2 separate regions of the Homo sapiens genome follow, and region 1 is linked to region 2. The links are chromatin contacts, found by Hi-C or POLR2A ChIA-PET in ENCODE. All regions are on one chromosome and are shown on one strand. The core of a region is the stretch at or near the end of the contact, and the rest is flanking DNA. Distances in the headings are between cores, read along the strand shown.

What was found. A loop is a pair of places that touch in the nucleus more often than their neighbours do. ChIA-PET counts read pairs that join two places held with the same protein, here RNA polymerase II (POLR2A).
Region 1: a map of vagina shows a loop between it and region 2 (24-fold over the local background). The contact joins two enhancer-like sites. A Hi-C loop is called at or near these places in 1 of 168 maps with a recorded cell type or tissue (vagina). POLR2A ChIA-PET finds 5 or more read pairs at or near these places in 3 of 52 experiments (activated CD8-positive, alpha-beta memory T cell, activated T-cell and naive thymus-derived CD4-positive, alpha-beta T cell).

The regions. Positions count from the first base shown.
Region 1 is chr3:177,822,596-177,826,674 of GRCh38, reverse strand. All of the region lies in intron 1 of LINC02015 (long intergenic non-protein coding RNA 2015), which reads right to left. Among named protein-coding and RNA genes, the nearest start is that of LINC02015, 7.8 kb to the right of the region's middle. RefSeq lists enhancers at 1-234, 235-735. Within about 2 kb of position 2,399, at least 20 of the 41 ENCODE cell types and tissues checked have a DNase peak (open chromatin) inside an H3K27ac peak, as active enhancers do.
Region 2 is chr3:177,705,181-177,708,851 of GRCh38, reverse strand. The region is part of intron 3 of LINC00578 (long intergenic non-protein coding RNA 578); the gene reads right to left. Among named protein-coding and RNA genes, the nearest start is that of LINC02015, 110 kb to the left of the region's middle. Within about 2 kb of position 2,213, at least 7 of the 41 ENCODE cell types and tissues checked have a DNase peak (open chromatin) inside an H3K27ac peak, as active enhancers do.

The sequences.
Region 1 (4,079 bases), core at 1,150-3,649, 120 kb before region 2:
AGAGAATTTGGCTAAATCTCTGTGAGAAAGTGTTCTAGAGAGGACGGAGGTAGGCCTGACAAGCCAGTCTCAACCATAAGGCTGAGCAGGAGGAGCAAGAGGGGTCAGGAACACCAGCTGGTCCTGGTGCTGCCTCAGTGCCCCTGCCCCACGAGTGTCGTAGGCATGAGCTACGCCGTGCTCCCCAGTACCACCGAGGGGTCCACTTAACCGGGTGTAACTGCACAGCCAGGAAGCCCTTCCCTTCTCACTTCCCAAAGGACTGCCAGCTTGTGAGCCGTGAGCACTGAGCGCTTTGAAGCTCAGCTGCGAGGTCAGGTCTGCTCTTCAGCAAGGTGGAGGCTGGGGAAGCAGCAAGGGCACTGGTGAGGGGAGCCCTCAACTGGATCTGTGAAGGCACATAAAGTTACCACTTGGGGCCCACAGAAGCATCAGGGATGAACTTTGCAGGGATAGACATGCCTGTGTGAATGAGCTGAGCTTACAGCCAACAAAATGTTCTTTTATCGACTGCAAAATTCAGGTTTAACTCTAAATGTGAAATCACCTGAGCCCATATGCTGGGGAAATCTAAACACACTCAATTTATAAATTATCCTGTAAGAGAAAATAGAAATAAAATTATAAATTACTGTATATTTTTAGGCCAGGTATGGTGGCTCATGCCTGTAATCCCAGTGCTTTGAGAGTAAAAGTAGAGGGATCACTTGAGGCCAGGAGCTCAAGACCAGCCTGGGCAAAACAGTGAGACCCCATATCTTAAAAGAAAAAAAAAATTAGCTGGGGGTGGTGGCACATGCCTAGAGTCCCAGCTCCTCAGGAGGCTGAGGCAGGAAGATCGCTGGAGCCCAGGAGTTTGAGGCTGCTGTGAGCTGTGATCGTACTGCACTCCAGCCTGGGCGACAGAGCGAGACTCTGTCTCTAAAATAAATAATGAATATTAATAATTTTTTTTTTTTGAGACGGAGTATCTCTCTGTCACCCAGGCTGGAGTGCATTGGTGCAATCTTGGCTCACTGCAACCACCACCTCCCAGGTTCAAGCCATTCTCCTGCCTCAGCCTCCTGAGTAGCTGGGACTACAGGCATGTGCCCCCAGGCCTGGCTAATTTTTTGTATTTTTAGTAGAGATGGGGTTTCACCGTGTTAGCCAGGATGGTCTCGATCTCCTGACCTCGTGATCTCCCCGCCTCGGCCTCCCAAAGTGCTGGGATTACAGGTGTGAGCCACCGTGCCAGGACTAATAAATCTTTTTAAGATATAAATCACTATATGTTTTTGACTGGCATCATGCTTTATGGTTTCGTAAGCTTCTCATTTCTTTCTTACAACCACTCTGGCAAAAACAGTACAGGTATTATCCTCATCTAATAGCTGAGGAAACTGAGGCTCAGAGAGGCCAAGAGATTCGACGTCGATCCTACAGCTCATGTAAGGTGGGGGGCTAGTTGGGGTAAAGTTGAGACTGTCATTCCAATGGGGAAGTGCAGAGATGAACTCCTCCTAGCACAGATCACTCTCCAACGTCAATTGTGATGTTCTTTTCTTCTCTTTTGTTTTTTCTTCTCTTCTCCTTCTCCTATTTCTCCTCCTCCTTCTCTCCCCTGACAGACGCCAGGGATGTCCTGCCAGGAGCATAGTGATTCCTTGGAGGAGAAGATGGAGGAGAGAGATACAGAGGGGGAAGGATGACAAAAGGCAGAGAACAGAACAGGACTGGCAGCAGCGCTCCCCACCTCCTCTCCTCACTCTGTGCTCTTTAAAAACACTCCCTGATTCATTTTCTTTTTAAAATCTCATTTCACCAGAACGTGTAAACACAATTCACCAAATGCAGTCATGTACTTATTGAATAAAGAAAAGCCGTGGCAGCTTTCCTGGGGAAAAAAAAAAAAAAAAAAAAAAACACAGGGCAACAACCCATTCTCTGGCCAGCAGTAACAAGGACTTGGAAGTGTAAGACTTTTCAGTATTAAGTGGGCTTTTGGCATTTTTTCCTGTCCCCCACCCCCCTTTTCAGAATCTATTCCCATGTCTTCTCTATGTTCCTGCAGAAGCCAGTCCACCAAAACAATATACATGGCCTGGCAGGCAGCCTGACAGGCATCACACATGATCTCAGTCTGCCCCCAGCACTCTCACATCAGGGCTGGATGAATCCAGTGAGGGAAATGCCTTCTAGCTGATATTTCTGTCTTAGGAAAAAAACAGAGAAAATGAAGATCGCCAGGACAGATAGGTTGGAAGAGAAAGCTTGGCTCCCAACTACTGCAGTGAAAGGCTTACACTGGGGTCAAGCAGAGTCCTTTTAGTTTCTGAACAATAGAAAATGTTGTCCCCATTCTAGTGCTCCCTGATCAGGCCGAGGCCACCTGCCCCTCCTCCCACAGCGCATGTGATTGCACCCACCCCGTAATAAAGGTCAGAGGAGTTGGTTGCATAAGCCTGATTAAACAGTTTGGACAAGCACCATGAGCTTTGGGGAATGAATCAGAGCTAGCCTTTGCCACTGTTCTTCAGCAAATTCCATTCCTCAGAGATTTATGGAGTGCCTGCTACCTGCAAGGTGCTATACTGTAAATTAAAATTTTAAAGGAATTCTTGCAACCTCGATTGCCTTTGATGGATAACCCCTGGGCAGGTTGAGTTACTCTTGTTATCAAATGATGAACTGAGGCCCAGAGAGGTTCTGTAACAGTGATGAGGTACAGGAGTCTCTGAACCTGTGAGAAGAAATGCGTTGCAGCCCTGGCTTTCAGCAGGCCAGTGTAGGAGCTGTGCAAGTCTTTCAACCACTTAGCCCTCAGTTCTTCAGCTATAAATAGGAGGGTTGGTCGGGTGCAGGGACTCGCACCTGTAATCCCAGCACTTTGCGAGGCCGAGGGGGGCCAATCACCTGAGGCTGGGAGTTCGAGACCAGTCTCGCCAACATGGAGAAACCCTGTCTCTACTAAAAATACAAAATTAGCCGGGCATGATGGTGCATGCCTGTAATCCCAACTACTCGGGGGCTGAGGCAGGAGAATCACTTGAACCTGGGAGGCGGAGGTTGCAGTGAGCCAAGATCATGCCATTGCACTCCAGCCTGGGCAACAAGAGTGAAATTCTATCTCAAAAAGAAAAAAAAAAAGGGAGAGAGAAGAAGGTTGAGCAAATTGTCTCTACAAAGATGTCTTATAGTTTGTTTTTATCTTTTGTAGCTAATATTTATTGAGTACCTATTATGTGAAGTGAGTACCCATTTACACATATTGATATTTTTAACATTCTATGATTTCTAAAGATCCCATATATTTAAAGCAATACTATATAAATTGTATGAGGAAACTTATTTACATAGAAGAAATAAGGGAAAAGTGAGCAGTACTTTCTTTCATTTCTCAACTGGTGTTTCTTTAAGCCAAAATTTTGTCTCACCTCACCCTTCACTTTTAGTTTTATAGGGAATTTGGTGTCTGAGCCAGAACATCAAGACTTGTAGCGTAATTTTTTGTTGTTATTTTTGGTTTTAATGTAAAGAATAGTTGCAGAGAGAAGACAGTTTCGGGTCCATCCTAGGAGTGAGTTATACAAGCTTTCAACAAGTACAAACCAAACATTCACCCTTTTAAAATTCCATTGTAAACAGGCTTTATGATGTATATATTGTTTTCAGCTGTTACTGTGCATGTCTATTGCAGTTTGCATTTGGAAAGTATTTTTATAATTATTTTGCTGACTCTGGTGATAACCTTCTAAATTAAGATTCAGCCTCAGTAATGGATGTTTTGACCCCACTTGCCAAGTCCACAAGCAGGAAATGAGTGAAGACCTCTGGTTGGAAAAGAACCTTTCTGTGTGTTTCTGGCAAGTAAACTGTCATCACATTTAATTGAGATTTGAGAAATGGGTAGCAAAACAGCAGTGAATGATGGCATTTGCAAATTAGTTGAAGCCAAGTGAATTTTTGCCTAGAGTGTTCCGACTGAAAAAATAAATATAAGGAAAATCGATGTTAGCAGAGAGAATCTTTCTTGTTTCCCTACTGATTTTCCATGAAGTAAAGTGCACATATTTGATTCAGCTTAGAAATCACTATCT
Region 2 (3,671 bases), core at 964-3,463:
AGGATATAATGTGTTTTGTGGGACAAATGATGGTAGAGGAAATAGAGCTTAAAGTCCTGAAGAGTGAAGAAGGCTGGAGGATTGTTAGGAAAGGAGGGAGGAGCCATAGATGAGATCAGGTAGGCTGGGCTGTGATAGGGGATAGGAGTTTAATCCAATCTGTGTTTCGGAACAATCTCTCATGCTGCCCTTTGGAGAACTGACTGAAGACACGCGGCATGGAAGCCAGACCACATGTTAGGAGGCTACTATATAACACAAAGATGATAGTAACTAGACTCAGTGGTTGTAGTGGAAACAGAGACAGGGCAGTGGACTTGAGGATAGAAACAACAGGGCTTGCTGATAGATTAGATGCGATGGATTAGGCTTGATGGAGAAGTTTACATTAAAGATGTCTCCCAGATACATGTACAATCAAGATCTTTATAAAAACTCCTCTCTATTTAATATAAGGATGTGTTCTTCCCGTATACTCATTCTTACAGTTTGCTAGTTCACTGCATGTGAAAATGTACTCTGGTTTCATAAGAATGTATTTAGACTCTCAAATACAGGCCTTCAATATCATTCATAACTAAATTTCTATTTAAAAATGTATTGAGCCAAACATGGAAATCTGCAATTCTCTCTTTTCTTCATAATATGGTTAAAGCGAGCTCATTTCTTTTTTATTCCTCTTCAACATCTTTAATGGCTTCCGTAGATGTTGTCCTTGCTATTTTTGTTGTTGCTGCTGCTATTGTTGCTGTTATTGTTTTATAAAGATGACTATAATCCTTACTAGTTAACCCAGAAATGATTAAAATAATCCATATAAATAGGCTACTGCTTGGAGTGGGGCTCTCAAGTATTCTACTTAAGTCTAAGCCAAATTATTTGGCTTCCATCTCTTGAAAAATGTTAGATGACTTCATCTGATTTCCAGTCCCAACTGAGTAATGCTTGGACTTTGGGTATCTAAAATGTTCGAGCCACAAAACAAAGCTCATATAAACCTACCAATTTCTACTGAGTTGTTGGTTCAATCTTTTTCCTCTACTTTGGTTTTTACCAGTTCATGCTAATGGTCTAGATATTATGGTCATATAAGCTCTAGGTTTTTGCTCAGTATCTTCCAAGGAATTCACCTGAGCACTGGGAGCATGCAGAATAGCCAACAACAGAGTACTGTGGCGTAGCTTCACAGATAACTCACAAAGAGGCAGAAATATGTCAATAACTTTCAACAATGACCCCAGACAACACCGCAAACAGAGGCAGACTGCTAGGAAAGAAGTCACTATGAGGGTGTCCCTTACATTTTCTATCAAAGGCCCAGTTCTTATTTGGTACTGTGTTGACCCACATGGAAAAGGAGTGATTTTATTCAAATCTTCTCCAGTTGCTCTCTCATCTGTTGATTTTTTACCGCACTTTTATATCTCATACTCAAAGTAAGACGAACTCTTTGAGTTGTAGGCTCATTGTGATTTTTGTCTGCATAAATCTAGGTCAGCCTCACGAAATTATGAATATTTCAGATGGGAAAAAACAGATACCTAAGCAAGAGACTCATGTCTGGTTCCAATTTGAAATTATTTCTTCTCGTCGCTTTTCAGGTTTAAAGCTCTAAAATTTTTAGTCTAAGTATTTTCAGGAATATTTGTTATAATTAGAACTAAGGTGGGGATTCCTGTCAAGACCCGGCCTCCTGGATCTTGTTTAATGTTGAGGAACCTCACTCTCCCTCCAGCCCTTGCTACCCACAATCCCTCCAAGCACAAAATCCTAAATAAGAGAGGCCAAGCCTTGAGTTTCCAAAACTAACGATGAAGCCCAATTGGCAGTGTAGTCTAGTAGCAGAAATGTGGGTGAGCTTTGTTATATAGATCTGGGTTCCAATCCTCTGTCCACCAGTATATCTCAGGGAGATTGAGCAAGCTATTTAGCTTTTCAGAACCTCATTTCAGTTCTTTGTAGAATGGATATTACAACTCCTCTCTCATAGATTTATTATGAGGAATCAAATAAATGATGTCCTGTAAGTTCCTGGCACATGATAGGCTGCCAATGAATCTTATCATAGCAGGAGTCCCAGCTGCGTTGTTTGCTACTGGTATATTTTGCCAAGCCTGGCTGCCTGGTGGGGTGGGTCTGCCAGGAGACTGTCTGTTTCAGAAACTGAAGAGCCTCCTGGGAAAGAACTCATACAGAATGAGACTGTCAGACAAGCTTGGCCCAAGAAGAAAAAGCCTTAGTTATCTGGGGGAAAGTCTGGCTTTGACTCTGTGGTATCACCCCATCCCCCAAGCCAGCCTCTTTCAGATGTACTCATATCAGAGTCCTAAGGAGAAAGAAGACTCTGAACAAAAACAAAGAGAGCTGTTTTCTCTGAAAACATCTGGCTCACCCTCTTGTATTTCTTCCACTTCTCTTTCCATACACTCTTGATCACTGAGGACGATTCTGGCTGGCCCAATTGCCAGGAGATTCTTTATTCTCTTGGATTGGTGGGTCTGGTTTACTAAGCCCAAATCAGAGTTGCAGAACTTGGATTCTGTGGTTGGGTTACTTGAATGAAGCAAGCACCTGGCTTCCCCCCCTCCTTCCTGAGCCTGCCTTCTTTGGATGAATTTGCATTACACGGACCTCTAGAAGGACTTAGCTTTTCTAAACAAAATACAAAAGTCCAGGTTCTGATTAGCAACCTCACAGGGCAGCCACCTGTTACACTGACAAGCACATTCGCTGGTAGGCCACTGTGTCAAATCACTTTCCCACTTCTTCCCAAACAAGGAGGCAGATGCTCAGTAGAATCAGGGCAGTGTCAGGAACTAACCTTGAAAATTGGCCTGGACATGAACTGGATTGACACCACAAAGATGCTTAAGTTTTACAGGCTAAAAGTAGCCAAATTTGATCCATCCAAAAGTAGGCCTTACTCTTTTGACACTGAGGCCACCCTTGTCTCCCCTATCCTCCTTCCATGCCCTGTACCATCTCTTTCAGTAGATAAAAATACCTGAGGTCAGGAGTTCGAGACCACCCTGCTCAACACGGTGAAACCCCATCTCTACTAAAAATACAAAAAATTAGTTTGGCGTGGTGGTGGGCACCTGCACTCCCAGCTACTCAGGAGGCTGAGGCAGGAGAATCACTTGAACCCGAGAGGCAGAGCTTGCAGTGAGCCAAGATCGTGCCGCTGCACTCCAGCCTGGATGACAACAGTGAAACTCCGTCTCAAAAACAAAACAAAATAAAACAAAAACAAACAAACAAAAAACAAAACAACAACAAAAACACTTGTGCATTTCATCCCCACCTTTCACAGAGTAGAAGCATTTTCCCAAACCAAATCATGCTTTAAACTTTATCATAGGCTTCCTATTACTCAACAGAACCCACTCTTGTTATATATATACGGTGATAAGAAAGTTGCCCTGGTTGAACAAAACTAAATGGCCTTTAAAAACTATTTTCCAATTTCAGAGTACGTAAGACGAGGCCCACCCTTGACATTCTCAGTGGGCCTCAGATAGGGCACAGATCTGCATTTTTACAAGTACCCAAGGGGATACTGATGCAGATAATTCTCAGAGTTCACTTTTAGAAAATCTGAATTAGAAAAGGTCACTTAAGTTTTTAAATTATATCTGTTGATTTGGCACAATAATTTGACAGCAAAGTTG